Linked DNA regions of Homo sapiens: region 1 is linked to region 2. A link is a loop called in an ENCODE intact Hi-C map of the cell type or tissue named here. Cell type or tissue: PC-3. All regions are shown on one strand. Links, peaks and the distances in the headings refer to the core of each region. The heading gives the core; the rest is flanking DNA.

Region 1 (8,344 bases), core at 263-8,262, 420 kb before region 2:
TAATAGTCACTTTATATGGTTCCTCTCTTGTCCTCCCCTATCCCTACCTGTAGAGAAGAATAGAATAAGAGGAATTGGTCTCAGTTTTCATTTAGCTATGTAATATTTCAAATTAATAAATATCCTACTTCATGGATCCAAAGCAGTTCATAAAATAAAGGTGTATCTCATAATCAATGACATGTTAGATTCAATAAAATATATAGTACTAAGCATATCATTTCCCATTCTCTTTTGTCTCCACCAGTATTCCCCCAGTGATGTGAACTGTGAAGCAAGATTTCTCGTATCAGACCAAGGGGCTATGTAAACAGATTGTGTGCACTGACTTAAAAAGAACGTATGGTTAAAAAAAGATACAGGACCATTTAAGTTATGTATAAATAAACAAGTTAGCTTTTATTTAAATAATAAATTTGCTTGGAATCTAACATGTGATTCTTTAATAAGACCGAGCTCGGTTAAGACATAGTCTTGGAATGTTTCTCTGAGTTATATGTTTATAAGAGGCACTGGAACAGCAATTCAGCCTGTACCTCCAATACAGTGTTACTTCCCTAATATTTGGAAAACTTCAGGGTAAAAGATGAATTATTCTGGGTAATAATGTCCCGTAAATATTATTGTAGTATCAACTACAAGTAAACAGATTTTGGCTCCATATCCATATAAAACATTCCACCTCAGTATAGAGTAATCTTGTGAAACTCTGTGTGGTCCTTATCCCCGCAGGCATTTGAAGCAGAAGCTGTCTGTACTTCTGTCAGGATTATAATAAGCTGATTCTTAATTGGGTGATAAAGGAAGGACTCTGAAAAAACTGTCCCTTCCAAACTTGGAGTCAAAGATCTTATGGTATGACTGTACATAAGGCTCATACACTCTATATTTTGAAAGCCAGTCCTAGCTACAAAAAGTATGTATTTGTAATTTCATGAAAACTAAGAAAACACAATGAACATTCCTTTTTAATATCTATGATATTATTCTACTTTCTATTCAAAAGTGGCCTTATTTTTCCCTCTTTCAACCCATGCTTTGTGCTCTGTTTTAAAAAGTTGACTACCGAAGATGAATCTAAACATAGCTTTAGGTTACTCTTTGGAAACTGCTGACTTCACTAAAACAAAAATAAAAGTAAAAACTATAAGTCCTGAAATAGTAGCAACTATTGTTCAGAATATTGCCTTCGTATCATTGGAGAAAAATTTAAAGTGCATATTACTCTGAAAAGAACTGGTAATATCGAGATACACAAGAGTGTAACTCTAGTGGGTAATAAAATTATTCCAAATCCTGACATGCATTTACTGCCTTATTCACAGTTTTCCTATTTCATTTTATACAATATAACACATGAATGGAGCTCTTACAAATCCTTCTTTTCTGGCTTCTATCCTGTTTTGTAATCTCATAGACTCCTTCCCCTGACTCCATGCCTTTAGTTCCTTGTTTACTGTATTTATCAATTGTACAGAAATACAAACCTCTGAAACCAGATTTGCTCTCAAGAATTCTGTCATATCGAACACACTGATTGCTACACATTCAGTTTTTGACCTGACATATTTAAATAGAAACCCAATCCTGTGCAGTATGGGAGAAAGTCACTGGACAAAGAACTACTGATCATGTCCACGCCTTAAAGTGTCTTCCCCAGAAATTAAGGGGATATGCAAATCTGAATAGGAGAACTGAATCACACTGGCCAAGCTTGGGCAAGACTAGTGTATGTGCTCTAATGTGACTGTATGTATGTTGCCATACATAGCTGTAACCTAAATCCCTGCAAAACAGGCTAGGACATACTGTTCCCTAGAGAATGACCAAAAGGACAAAATATCTATTTGGCATGTTTTGGCTTATTTGTTTTTGACAGAATATATAACAAATCTGTAATAAATCAACAAACCTATAATATAGGTATAACAAATCTGTAACAAATGTAATCAGCTTATTTCATGAATCTCTAGGTCCACTTTACTTGCCTCCTTTTTTCCCAGACTTTTTACTGCTTTTCCAACATCCACATTGAATCTGATTAATTACAGAGTTCTTTCTAGGCCATCTAAGCTTAAATTTCTCTAATTGCAGAAAAAAGCAGTGAAGTGCATTAACAAGCAGATGCAAACAGCCGAATTCAACTAAATTCCACTCCCCAAATCCTACACCAACCACCAATTAGTTCATCCTAAAACTAACTTCTCTACCTTTAAAACAAGTTCTTTAGAATCAGAATGATTTTTCATCAGCCTTGAACCACAAGTATGTACAGGAGGGTTTACAAACCTGTCTTGAAAATCAAACATAGGATACCCACTTGCTTCTGAGTACCTTTAGGAAGTTATCAGATGACTATAAAGCCAAATAAAGCATAACAGATGTCCTAATTCAGCTAAAATCATGACTCTGATAGGCCCAAGCTAAGGAATTGGAAGGTGTTCTGTCTTCCAAAGTCTTTTTATTGTCTCTGATTGAATTAAGGACTGAAACCAAACAAAAACAAAGTAATGACTGTCCCTAACGAAGAGGAACCTGGGTTTCCACTAGGATTGAGCTATGGCAAATAAAGCTGTTTAAGTACAGCTGTACATACAACCCTGTACATACATCTCCTGTACATACAACCCTCCTGGACTATTCAGGGAGATCTTCAAGAAAGAGCTTGCTTCAGGGACAAAGGATCACAGCACAGGAATCCCACTCAGCAACATGGTCTACTGACTGGAGACCAGTGTGAATTGTGGAGTGTGGGAGTTGAATATAAAACTCTCCCCACCCTGTTATCCTTCCGCTTGTGTGGAGTTGCCAGACTTCAAGGTAGTGTGTTGCTTGAATAATGAGAATATCATTGGTGACAGTGACAGCATAAAGACTGAAAGCATTTTTCTCAACGCTCTATACTTCCACATTTTTCTGTGACTCTAGGAGTAAATGCTAGCCTCCAAAATGACTAGTGCTGCCATCCCTGACCAGCTGTTGACATGTTGACCCCAAGTCTACTATAATGTGACTTAAAAGATAAATAAATGTAGCATTGGTTATGTTGTAAGGTTGAGAAATAAGACTCTTGTTATGGTTCTAATACTCTGAGGTCAAGGAATTCTCCTATGAAACTCTCTTAACCATGCATCATAAAGGAAAGGAATATTACTCCCTTGAATTTGCATTGAAATGTCCTGAGTCCTGAAAAAATAGTAATAGTTGTTTTAGAGAAGTTAGCAGACTATGGCCCTTAGGCCATACCCAGCCTTCCACCTGTTTTTGTAACAAACAAATAAAACAAAAAACAAAAATCCCCAAGTTTTATTGGAACACAGCCTCGCTCATTTGTTTACTGACTGCCTATGGATGCTCTGGTGCTACAACAGCAGAGCTGAGTAGTGATAGAGATGGTATGGCCCATAATCTAAAATATTTACTCTGAAGCTCTTTCCAGAAAATTTTACCAACTTCTGTTCTAAAAGTAGGGCACACAACTCAAACCCCTGGAAGCAGAGTGGGTGACACAGAAGCAGCTGCCAGCCAGCAGGGCTGTCTGAGTCTGCAGCTTAAGAGTCTAGGCTTGGCGAGCATCAGTCCCAACAACAGCAGCCAATCTTATCCAGATACAGCATCTATTTGCCCTCCGATCATCTGTCACTCTCCATCAGCTATACCCTGTATTGCAGCATCATGCGTTCCCCCTTGTCAGTTCCTATGTCAGCTGGCTTCCAGTTGAATAAAGACAATAAAAAGTATGTGGGGAAAAAATGGAAGAAGAGAAAGAAATCTAAGTATTTCTTGACCTTTTCTCTGCTTTTGGCAGCTTCTTGTGCAGAGATTGTACCTCTTCCATGAATCCATTCCCTGATAGATTCACCTTCTGCGATTTCAACCTCCACCTTATAACCATGATTCCAAATTCTGATTATATCATTTCCTCCTTGTCCTTCCAGTTTAGGGGCACAATGACTTGCTGCTATTGCTAATCTTAAGGGTTTTTCAGGATCCCCTGTTGGAATTCTCAGTACTTACATCACTTAAGTTACTACCTCCCTACATTAAATTCCCTTTGTGGTAAATAATTGAGGTGATTTCTACTTTTCTAGTACGAAAGGGTCACTGGTATCTCAGATGAGAGGAAGCAAAGCAGTTCTGCTTAAGTGGCCCCTTTGTGCTCTAGGGGCTACTAGCAGCTTCAAGGATCAGGCTCCGCTACCAGGGATTGTGAACAATAACCAGGCTTAGTTTGGAATGCAGTTAAATCACATCTTGAGGATTCTCTGAAGCACTTATGTAGTAATAAAATTCTTACAGGAGCAGGTGAGAGCTTGGCATCGGTGAAATTCAGGCACAGATGTTAATGTGACTTCAGTTATCATTGAGGAGTGGTAAGGAATAGGACATTCAAGTTCCAAAAAGGATTCCATTTTTAACTATAGTGCTATTGATTTGTCATTGTGTGTAATGCCATTCAACATTTTCCTTAAACACTAATTGACAGAGTTATAATTTCTTCTAACAAAAGAAGAAATTGATGAGATTTCAATCTGATGGTTTTAATTACTGTCATTAAAGACACACATGAGCTTTCAGACTTAAACGCCCTCTCCCAGTTCTACTCTGGTAAATTCTTTGGGAGTTACAGAAGCCACTATAATTCAGACTCATAGTTTGATAGGAAAAGTCAGCCCTAGTTAAATGCCATCAATAGCTAACGCAGTTTGGACAGTTTAATTATGTACTTGTCTGAACACTTGTCACACTTCTGGTGACTTCAAAGCAATGTAGTCTTCAGCACTAAAATTTGCAGTGTTTTATAATCAAACTTATTAGTGCTTCTTCACATTACAAGACTATACGAGATATGAAGAGGTTAAGTAACTTGACCAAGACTATCCTGAACTGACAAGAAAAAATCGAGAGCTGAAACAATTAGCTAAGTGGTTCAAGCAAGATTAACAATCCATCTTTTTTTAGGGGGTGCTAGGAGTTTAAATTACTAAACTAAGTATCTGATAATTACCTAAACTCTCAGATCTCAGATTAAAATCATCGTCCAAATTCAGCATCACAATACTTAGTGAATTTCTTAGTGCTGTGTTTTTTATAGAAATTATGAACCCTTTGTTTCATATTTAAAAATTCTGTCACTGTTTTTGAAGTGTTACATATTTATATCGCCACCTGGTGGATTGATTTGTAATGAAGGCAGGCATATGGCTTGGGGTGGAAAAGGTGAGAACAAATCATCCTGGAGCCATTCACCCTTTTAAAGACACCTTTTCTCTCAGGTGCCTCACCTCTAACGCTGTACTTGAAAATTTTGTTCTGAATATAAACAGCCAGAGAAGGAAATTCAGAATCATGTTATTAACAGACATGTTTTGCCTCCTCAAGGAGAAACAGATCAATGAAGTTCCCAGTGGCCAGGAAAACATGAATATATGTTAAAGTCATTAATGGCTGTGTTGCTTCTGTTTAGCAGTAAGGTATAATGACACAACTGATTTGCTTTTTCCTCATTATGTGGTGTTAAAAAGGAGAATAATTATGACAGGGAAGATAGGGATGGCTGTATTTTTAAAATTAAAAGTAATGGATAAATTTAGTGTAAAATTTATCTTTTTCTAGAAATAATAAATTTTGTAGAAAATTAGACAGTTCTCTTATGAGATATATCTGCTATGCCCTTAGAGATTAATTGGGACTCTGTTTCTGTGTGTTTATTCTCATCTATAACCACTTTAGGACACAGCTGCCGTTACTTAAACAAGTTAATTGTGTTGGTCTGTTTCCACATTAAGACAATTTTCCAGGGTCATTTCTGCAGGATTTTTTTGAAATGTAATATTCCTTGTATGTCCAGGGTACTAAGAGTTCATGCCTTTGTCTTTGGAGACAATGGTGTCCTTGCAACTGACAAAGCTTCTTTTCAAAGGAATAAGCTTATTTATGTTGAATCAGCCTCTTTACTTCTATACGACTCCTTTAGGTTTGTGATAAGAGTGACTAGCAGAAAGAATAACTGAAGACATCCTTTATATCATTCAAACTTTTTTCTAGCATTTATGAAAACTAATAAGAAACCAAATCCTCAACACTTACAATTGTTGGAATATTCTGGTTAGTAAACCATTTTATCTTAAAAATGAATTAATATTCATAAGATATTTTACTCATTAAACTGGTATTTTACATAAATCTTTTCTTACTTTTTTTACTCATTTTCTAATTATTATTAATTAATTGGTTAAGCAAATTAAGAAGTCAAGAAGTACCCAGTGATTACAAATTATATAAAATATTAAATATCTAAAATTAGTTTCGACCCTAGGCAAACATTTCAGACCCAGTATATTTTCTTCATTGTCTTAGCATAAAACAAATACAAAAAGTCTCTATTTGTATTTGCAACTACTGGATAGGTGAATGACACTTTAAAACTCTAGGGATCTGACAATGAATGCATTGATACACACCAAATAAGATATATTACAAATTTTGGTCTCATCCATAAAGACATACATTGGGTAATCCAACCCTTATTATTCAGAGTAAAAGCAGTACTTTGGAACTTTTAAAAGAAGACACACACATGTGCGTGCACACACACATACGCATACACACAAACACACACACACATATCTGTTATGTAGGATTTGGGGCATTTAAAAGAAGCTTTATGTACATAAAAATTCATTAATCTTTCTGGTCTTTTCAGTTGGCTTTGGAATATATATGTGTGTGTGTCTCTTTATATATATTATTCAATGCTTACATAGTTATAGATATTACTAGTATTTTAGCTCAGTATCCAATACTATATTTGGCACCCTGTTAGTTGCACTCTGGTGATATTGTTGTCCCTTTGCATCTTTGATCCTTTCCTTTAATTTTACCCTACATGTTACAAGAAATTATAGATCTGTATAATTTAGAAGGTCAAAAATTTCAAAAAGGTTTTCTTTTAAACAAAAAATAACAGTCCAAACTTTCTTTCCCCTATTTCCCAGCCCTCAGAAACAACTACTTTGATCTTTTGCCGATGATTATTTTACTTGTTACATTAATGCCTTTAAATAAGGTGGAGTGCATATCCCACTATGGAAGTGAGAAATCTGTTTTCTTTCCTTTCCTCACTTTATCTACAGCCTGAACTTCCTTTCTATATCTCTTCAGAGAGAGATTACTGATTGCCTTATTTTTTTATTAGCTTAGTTTTCCATTCTTTTTAAAAACATATTCAACCTCAATGCTTTTACCTCATTGCCTATATATTCTCTCAAAACATCCAAAGACTGCAGGTATTCTACCAGTGAATCTTCCTGAAGAATTCTCTCCTGGAAGCTTCTGATCTGCTTCAGTCTGAACTTGTTGCCTCTGTGCTTGGTATAGAGCTGGCATCTTTATGATCTTTGTTGGTTATATCATCTTTGTGGGTTTGGATCTTGTACTTTCCCTAATTCGTGCTCACTTCTCTTCTGGATCACTCTTTTATATGGTGGAACATGTTCTGAGAAAGGGTATAAGGAGGTAAAATTTTGAGACCTTGCCTGATGAAATATCTTTGTTGTCCTTTCATTCTTAATAGTTTGGTTACATAGATAATTCAAGTTAGGAAATTACTTCCCCTCAGAATATTGAGAGCCTTCCTCCACCACTTTCTAGTTTCCACTGTTCTTGTTGAGGGGTTCAAAGATATTATGATTCTTACTCTTTTGTAAGTAACTATTATTTTTTTCTTTCTATAAACTTCTAGGGAGCTTGTCTTGAATTCTCTGGATTTATATGACAATAGGTTTGTTGCATGTCTATTTTAATCTATTTGGTGGATATTCACTGAGCTCTTTCAATCTGAAAACTTCCTTCTCTTCTGAAAAACTTTTCTGGAATGAGTTCATTGATTTCCCTCCTCATCTCCCTTTTCTCTTTTGTTTGTTTGAGACGGAGTCTCACTCTGTCACCCAGGCTAGAGTACAGTGGCACAATCTTGGCTCACTGCAACCTCCGACTCCCGGGTTCAGGCGATTCTCATGCCTCAGTCTCCTGAGTAGCTGGGATTACAGGTGCATGCCACCACACCCGGCTAATTTTTGTATTTTTAGTAGAGACAAGGTTTCACCATGTTGGCCAGGCTGGTTTCAAACTCCTGACCTCAAGTGATCCACCCGCCTCGGCCTCCCAAAATGCTAGGGTTACAGGCGCGAGCCACGTGCCTGGCTCCCATTTTCTCTAAAATTCTTATGCCTTGATATTAGACTTCCTGGATTGATAGGTTAATTTATGTTTCCTCTCCCGAGTACATTCGAGACAAGCTTTTGAAAAATGTTGTCTTTCCCTGCATACTTCCCATTTTCTT
Region 2 (8,344 bases), core at 20-8,019:
CCTTCTGAGAAATTTAATAACTCCATGAAAACCTCAAAGGAACCTGTTTTTTAAAAACATCATTTTCATAAAGTGAAACAAAATATCCTGCTACTAGTCCTGAATACCACAGCCATATGGGGAAAAAACAATTCCAAACAAACTAACATATATAGTAATGTTAGAGTATACAGAAGTTCCATTTAGGTTTACGGTAATTGTGCTACAATATAACTACAAGTCAAATAGCCAACATAATTATAGAACAAGTGGTATATTTGAACCTGATAGGAGTCAATTCTGCCATGTATATCATCATTTGGCACAGGTACAGAACCACCATTAGAGTAAATACAGGGCAATTAGGCAGGAGAAGGAAATAAAGAGTATTCAGTTAGGAAAAGAGGAAGTCAAATTGTCCCTGTTTGCAGACGACATGATTGTATATCTAGAAAACCCCACTGTCTCAGCCCAAAATCTCCTTAAGCTGATAAGCAACTTCAGCAAAGTCTCAGGATACAAAATCAATGTACAAAAATCACAAGCATTCTTATACAGCAATAACAGACAAACAGAGAGCCAAATCATGAGGGAACTCCCATTCACAATTGCTTCAAAGAGAATAAAATACTTAGGAATCCAACTTACAAGGGACATGAAGGACCTCTTCAAGGAGAACTACAAACCACAGCTCAATGAAATAAAAGAGGATACAAGCAAATGGAAGAACATTCCATGCTCATGGGTAGGAAGAATCAATATTGTGAAAATGGCCATACTGCCCAAGGTAATTTATAGATTCAATGCCATCCCCATCAAGCTACCAGTGATTTTCTTCACAGAATTGGAAAAAACTACTTTAAAGTTCATATGGAACCAAAAAAGAGCCCGCATTGCCAAGTCAATCCTAAGTCAAAAGAACAAAGCTGGAGGCATCACCCTACCTGACTTCAAACTACACTATAAGACTACAGTAACCAAAACAGCGTGGTACTGGTACCAAAACAGAGATATAGATCAATAGAACGGAACAGAGCCCTCAGAAATAACGCCGCATATCTACAACTATCTGATCTTTGACAAACCTGAGAAAAACAAGCAATGGGGAAAGGATTCCCTATTTAATAAATGGTGCTGGGAAAACTGGCTAACCATACGTAGAAAGCTGCAACTGGATCCCTTCCTTACACCTTATACAAAAATTAATTCAAGATGGATTAAAGACTTAAACGTTAGACCTAAAACCATAAAAACCCTAGAAGAAAACCTAGGCATTACCATTCAGGACATAGGCATGGGCAAGGACTTCATGTCCAAAACACCAAAAGCAATGGCAACAAAAGCCAAAATTGACAAATGGGATCTAATTAAACTAAAGAGCTTCTGCACAGCAAAAGAAACTACCATCAGAGTGAACAGGCAACCTACAAAATGGGAGAAAATTTTCACAACCTACTCATCTGACAAAGGGCTAATATCCAGAATCTACAATGAACTCAAACAAATTTACAAGAAAAAAACAAACAACCCCATCAAAAAGTGAGCAAAGGATATGAACAGACACTTCTCAAAAGAAGACATTTATGCAGCCAAAAGACACATGAAAAAATGCTCATCATCACTGGCCATCAGAGAAATGCAAATCTAAACCACAATGAGATACCATCTCACACCAGTTAGAATGGCAATCATTAAAAAGTCAGGAAACAACAGGTGCTGGAGAGGATGTGGAGAAATAGGAACACTTTGACACTGTTGGTGGGACTGTAAACTAGTTCAACCATTGTGGAAGTCAGTGTGGCCATTCCTCAGGGATCTAGAACTAGAAATACCATTTGACCCAGCCATCCCATTACTGGGTATATACCCAAAGGACTATAAATCATGCTGCTATAAAGACACATGCACACGTATGTTTATTACGGCACTATTCACAATAGCAAAGACTTGGAACCAACCCAAATGTCCAACAATGATAGACTGGATTAAGAAAATGTGGCACATATATACCATGGAATACTATGCAGCCATAAAAAATGATGAGTTCATGTCCTTTGTAGGGACATGGATGATATTGGAAATCGTCATTCTCAGTAAACTATTGCAAGGACAAAAAACCAAACACCGCATGTTCTCACTCATAGGTGGGAATTGAACAATGGGAACACATGGACACAGGAAGGGGAATATCACACTCTGGGGACTGTTGTGGAGTGGGGGGAGGGGGGAGGGATAGCATTAGGAGATATACCTAATGCTAAATGATGAGTTAATGGCTGCAGCACACCAGCATGGCACATGTATACATATGTAACTAACCTGCACATTGTGCACATGTACCCTAAAACTTAAAGTATAATAATAATAAAAAAGAAAAAAAAGAAAAAAAAAACCACTGATGGCTAAATTCATTTCTTAAGCAAATTACAATTTCTGTGCAAGAAAAGTTCTTATGACTATAACCTTCAGCTGGTCACCAGTACATGTGGTTGCTGCTTTTCTCTCCACAGTGAACATTTTACTCAGTCAAGTACTGGGCAACTAACTTAAATAAGGTCAACCTAAGTTAATGAGTCTCAAATTCTATTGAAAAGAATTGGGTAATCCCATCATAGTGCAGATGCAACAACACAGACGAGGTTTTAAAAATTTTCTACAGAACCATAGAAAGTAGTTAAATGTGCCATTAAAGATTAGGACTAATATCCCCACTTTACCACTAGGAACATAAAATGCCCCTTACTTATATCAGTAGCTGAATGTTTATTTAATCCTACAACAAGCCATTTGGACACTGAAAATGTCTCTTTGAAGCATAATTAAGATTTTACTAAGCTAGAATTCTGATGTCAGTAATAAAACAGACCTCGTAATATTATACTGTATGACACTTGGAATTAACGACTCTTTCAAATAATGGAAGAAAAATTCTCTTTATACTTGAGAAACAGATATAACAAAGGGGAGCTGAATTTCTCATTCTTTCTTATTTTTATATTTCAATAACTCCCATAACATATGTATGGATGCAGAATGAACATAACCACTGAAAACAAATTTGCCATGCTAAAGAAAACAGCATGGGCCGGCTGCGGTGGCTCATGTCTGTAGCGGGCGGATCACCTGAGGTCAGGAGTTCGAGACCAGCCTGACCCACATGGAGAAACGCCATCTCTACTAAAAATACAAAATTAGCCGGGCGTGGTGGTGCATGCTTGTAATCCCAGCTACTCAGGAGGTTGAGGCAGGAGAATCGCTTGAACCCAGGAAGTGGAGGCTGCAATGAGCTGAGATCATGCCGTTGCACTCCAGCCTGGGCAACAAGAGCGAGCAAAACTCCGTTTCAAAAAAAAAAGGAAGAAAGAAAAATAAAACAGTATGAAGGAAAATAGATCTCTCTCTGATCTGAACCCTGGGCCATCTAAAATCAGCATTACTAGTAGTAGCGACCATGGGATCAAGAAGAACCTGAAGACTGTCTCCTTAAACCGACTGGAGATGAAACGTACATAGTGCCTTCATTTAAAAGTAAGGTTTTTTTTGCCCTTAAATTAAAAGAAGCAACAAAGAGGCAAAGAGTCCCCTTTCTAAGAGTCCAAATACAAACAGGACAGCCATTTATTCCTGACTGCCTGCCTTCTTGTCTCACTTGGCTTCTCATCACAGATCTTGCTTGTAACCAGGCAACCATATAAAACATCACGTACTTTGTTGCAATTAAGTATTTTATCCTTTTAGGTTTTCCTTAATACCAAGAGGAAACAATGATGGCTCACAGTCTGATATTGCCACTCGGATATGCACTGATGAGAATCTGAAGTTTGTATCTAGTAAGTCTGTCAAGGGCTAGGTGATTCATAAAATGTCCTGACACTGACATGGAGAGAACTTTCTAGAATCTGACAGCTCTTTACAAGAAACACATTTCACAATCCTAAAGAAACCTTCAGCTGACACAGCCCCAACACAAGTGAAGAGGGACATCCAGTGGCCGATTCCATTATAGTTTTTAGATAATCCCCAGGAGGTTAAAAGTAGTCCTAAAATTTTGCATGTATCTGCAGATTCCACAATGTTTAGGTCTATGATCTTTATAATGCTGTCATTCTCCATATTACTAGTAAAAATCAAATGATCTAATTTCATGGCAGCAAGGCAGGGAATGAGGTGTTGTTACAGAGAGACCCGAGAACCTTTAAATAAAAAGTAAGACACAGAAGATATTTACTTGGATGTCTAGATAAATACCTGGAAGATGTTCTCATGTGAAAATGAATTAGTAACACATGTATTATATTCCCATGTTAAAATATAAATAAGAATTTAGACCCTATTCAAAATAGAAGTAAAATATTTTTTAAATTCAAAATTCATAAGCTCTTTGAGTCTTACTCTGATAGCAGATGTTTTTATTCCCTTTATTTTACTGTATTCAAATCATAAAACCATAGATTTCAAAGTAGATTTAATGAAAGCTTCCATGGATTATTAACTAGTTACCTCTCCAGTGGAAGCCATCTCACATCTCAGAATGGGGTCAGCATCCCTCAACCGGGGCCAGGAAAACATGGGAGCCTGTTGGAAAAAAAAAAAACAGGGAGAAAAATTATGTGAGGGAAAAGTAGAAAATGAATAAGAGAGGATAAATATATTAGCAAATCATCTCTCACAGAGTTCACTTAGGCTACAGTAGACATGTAAAAAATCTCTTGGGTCCAAGCATCCGACTTGAAAGATGGCTTTAAAACTCCATTCCAAGAATTTCTTGAGCTCTTGGCCAAAACTTTAGGTTAAATAATCACAAATTAATTCTGTAAATAGGGCGCCTGAGACCAGTCTGGACCAGTGTTTCTAATCTGGCCCATGCATATTCCTATTGGAATGATTTCAAAGTCCACTGGGCATTGGTCTCTCCAGACAGAGTTCAAACACATTTTTTTCTCTTTGATAGGCTTTGGAAACATTCCTCTTCTTGTTCTGATCATTTGAACTTGCAACAAGCCACCTTGCCAGAAATGGCTGTCTGTAAGCCAGTTTCTGAGGCATTAAACTGTTGTTGACACCTCTTAAAAGCTTTGAAAAACATTCTGCTTGGAAACACCTTTGTGCAGAACTTTCATATGAACTAGAGTATAGGAGTGCCTCCTTTTCATTTATTTTACTGATGCAATTCATGAAAAACTAAGTTCTTGTTTCTCGCTATGTGTCCACTTATCTGGTACATGGAGGAATTTTATCAATTGCTCCATTGATTCTGGCACCCATTCTAAATTATGATGGGAATTCTAGCTTGGGAGTCATTTCACTGGATCATCTTGGTCAAGTTACATATTTCTGCATTTCAGCTTCCCTATTTCCCCATCTGTTGATACCAATTAGCCTCACTAGGGCTATTAAGATTGACAATTACTAAGTAATTTGAAAAAAACTAAGATTTATATACAAAGCTAACTAGGGAATGAGTAAGCTAGAAGATACAGTGCATTTAAAAAATGCATATCTACCTGTAATCCCAGCACTTTGGGAGGCCGAGGCAGGTGGATCACCTGAGGTCAGGAGTTTAAGACCAACTTTGCCAACATGGCAAAACCCCATCTCTACTAAAAATGCAAAAATTAGCTGGGCGTGGTGGCATGTGCTTATAATCCCAGCTACCTGGGGGCTACTTGGGGGGCTGAGGGGGAGAATTGCTTGAACCCGGAAGGCAGAGGTTGCAGTGAGCTGAGATCATGGCACTGCACTCCAGCCAGGGTGACAGAGCAAGACTCCGTCTCAAAAAAAAAAAAAAAAAAAAGCATATCTATCCATCAATATTATTTTTAGTTAAAAATTCATATATCAATTTACTAAAAGAAATAAGCATACTCCTATAACTATGAATAAAGAAACATGAACTTAAAATCCATATATAGAATCTCCAGTGGAAAAAAATATTTTTCAGTGGCTACTAATCGTTGGTCTCAAAAAAAATTTCTCTATTTTTCTACTAAAAGATTTAACAATATATGTTTGTCACAGTCTCCATGAATAAAATGCCACCTCTCCTCCCAACATAAAAAGTCACATTCCATCTCAATGCACTATAAAATTCAAGGCATCCTACATTATCAGCTTAAACAAGATTTTTAATTCACAACTTCAACTTAAAGTTCCCATCATAAAAGTCAAAAGTCCAAGTCTGAGCTGTAACACAATTATGGTTGAAGTCACTAGTACATATAGGAACGGAAACCTTTTGAAAACATCAGAAATTTGTCAATTTTACATAAATATATCAATATTAATGTTACATAAATATATTAATTTCATTGTGCTCTTCATCTACGTAATTCAAATACGTTTATATATCACTAATCCTCATGCCTGTCCAGCCAAGTAGTTAAAGGTCATAATTCTGTGCACCATCATACTGATGCAGCTAGGAGATCACAATGGCTTTATTATTAAGGTATTATTTAAAATATACATATGTATTGGAAATTAGTGAACAAACTTTAAATTTTCCTGGTCACTCTTTATAAAGGTGTCATCAATTTCAACAACCGCACAGCACCATATACAGCAACAGCTGTCTCAATTTTTCAAATGGAAAAATCATGCCACTGAAGAAAATATATACTAAGCAAAGGTGGTCAATGTGGTAGGAATTTAATCAACCCCACAGGCTAACCCTTTTTACAAAAGTCATGTAAGAGTTGGCACAATTCAAGCTTTATCCTAACAAGGTGTGTCCTGGATTTCTATTTACCAGCTAAACTAGCACCATCATGTGTCAGCTGCACAAAAAGCTTATAATTCACTCAGCTAATTGATTTTGAAGTTATACAATTCTAGATGGTTTTAAAAATTTTTTTGAAATGTACAACAGTTCACATAAAGTTGCCTATAGTACAACTGCAGTACATTATTGAAAGGAAATGTAAATCCCTAGTCCAACCCTTTAGTTAGAAGGTTTTAAAAGTAACAAGATTTTTGATGACAAATTGTTCTTTTAATTTCACTAGAACTCATAAAATGACTAATAAATTTTTGAAAATGTTACCTTAATTGCAACATAGTCAGCAGGAATTATGGGATGGTCCAATGTTGGAAGATGTTTCTCATCAACATTCTCTCCAATCATCACCTTGGTGGCCACATCAATGAAGTCAACCCCAAGAGTCTTGGAAACAAAGGGGAAGGATCGAGAAGCTCTCAAGTTACACTCAATCACCTGAAGAGATAAAATTCAAAATGAGAAAGAGGACATTGAGAGCCAGTAACAACAATATTAATATTCTCTCTACCACTGGTTTCCAGCTGTTATTAACTGGGGACCAGCTCTTGTTTTGCTAATCTTGTCTCTTTTCTCCTTACTGCTTGGATTTTTCCTGATACTTTCAGTCAGTATCTTTGAACTCTAACTTTCTTTCATGCCTTTTTCCAAATTGCATTCCCATGCACTGCTGACAGGTTTAGTTTAATGCAGAGCTCAAATAATGCCATACCCCTCCTGAAAACCTTCACTGGATGTCCACTGGCTTCAGATTAAAGTCTAGTCCCTGAAGGCCTTCTGTCCTCTTGCTTCATTGGAGACCTCACTGTCTTTATCTTATACTACCCTCCTGGCCTCAATCTTACTTTCCCAGTTCACCCATTTTACTCAGTAAAATCATCTCACTCAACTGAACTATTTACTCTCTCCAAATATGCTCTTTTCTCACCTTTACAGATGATGTTCTATCTATGTGTAATAATCTCTCTACCATCGTTAACTTGTCAAAATTCCAACCGTTTTGCGAGATCCAGTTCACAATACAAAATCTACCTTGAAGTCTTTTATGATCTACCCCTAACCAAGCATAGGATGCTCAAATACATGCTCATGCACACACACTGGCAAATACGTTCTCTCTGCTCTATAATTCCAATACCATTTTATTTGTACATCCCCTCTAGCAACTGTGATACTCTACTTTATAGTTTTCTACAAATTTACCTTCTTCCCAACCTTCACTAAATTACAGTATTTTTTGAGAGCAGAGGCTTGCTTAATACATTTTTGCAGCCACCAAATGACTGCGAGTAGGAGGTAAATCAATGCTGGTTACTACTATGGTCTGGATGTGGTTTGTCCCCATCAAAACTCATGTTGAAATTTGGTCCCCAGTGTGGCCATGATGGAAGCTGGAGACTAGTGGGAGGTGTTTGGGTCCGAGGGGTGGATTTTTCATGAATAAATTAATGCTATCCTGTTGGGGTAGCATCCTTCACCTAAATTAAAAAGGATAATCAGAGTCTGGTAGGAGTAAATTAATTCCCACAACAGTGGGCTGTTAAAAAGTCTGGTTTCTTCAGTTTCTCTCCCCTACTTTCTCTCTCACCA

What was found. Hi-C counts contacts between places; a loop is a spot of excess contacts. Peaks named below come from ENCODE experiments on the same cell type or tissue, not always from the same donor. Only the 100,000 strongest peaks of a DNase experiment are listed, where the experiment ranks them.
Region 1: a loop joins it to region 2, with 3 times the contacts of the local background. A loop is called at or near these places in 2 of 110 quality-filtered maps.

What each region holds. Positions count from the first base shown.
Region 1 is chr2:211,082,088-211,090,431 of GRCh38, reverse strand. All of the region lies in intron 3 of LOC107985978 (a long non-coding RNA gene), which reads right to left. Among named protein-coding and RNA genes, the nearest start is that of CPS1-IT1, 470 kb to the right of the region's middle. In PC-3, for the core only: a CTCF peak has its summit at 5,168 (motif pointing left); a DNase peak (open chromatin) is centred at 5,191; H3K27me3 peaks cover 980 bases.
Region 2 is chr2:210,659,333-210,667,676 of GRCh38, reverse strand. CPS1 (carbamoyl-phosphate synthase 1) reads right to left here. Exons shown (of 38, transcript NM_001875.5): 32 at 7,022-7,192; 33 at 4,480-4,554. Among named protein-coding and RNA genes, the nearest start is that of CPS1-IT1, 46 kb to the right of the region's middle. In PC-3, for the core only: a CTCF peak has its summit at 3,948; no DNase peak of the experiment used is centred there.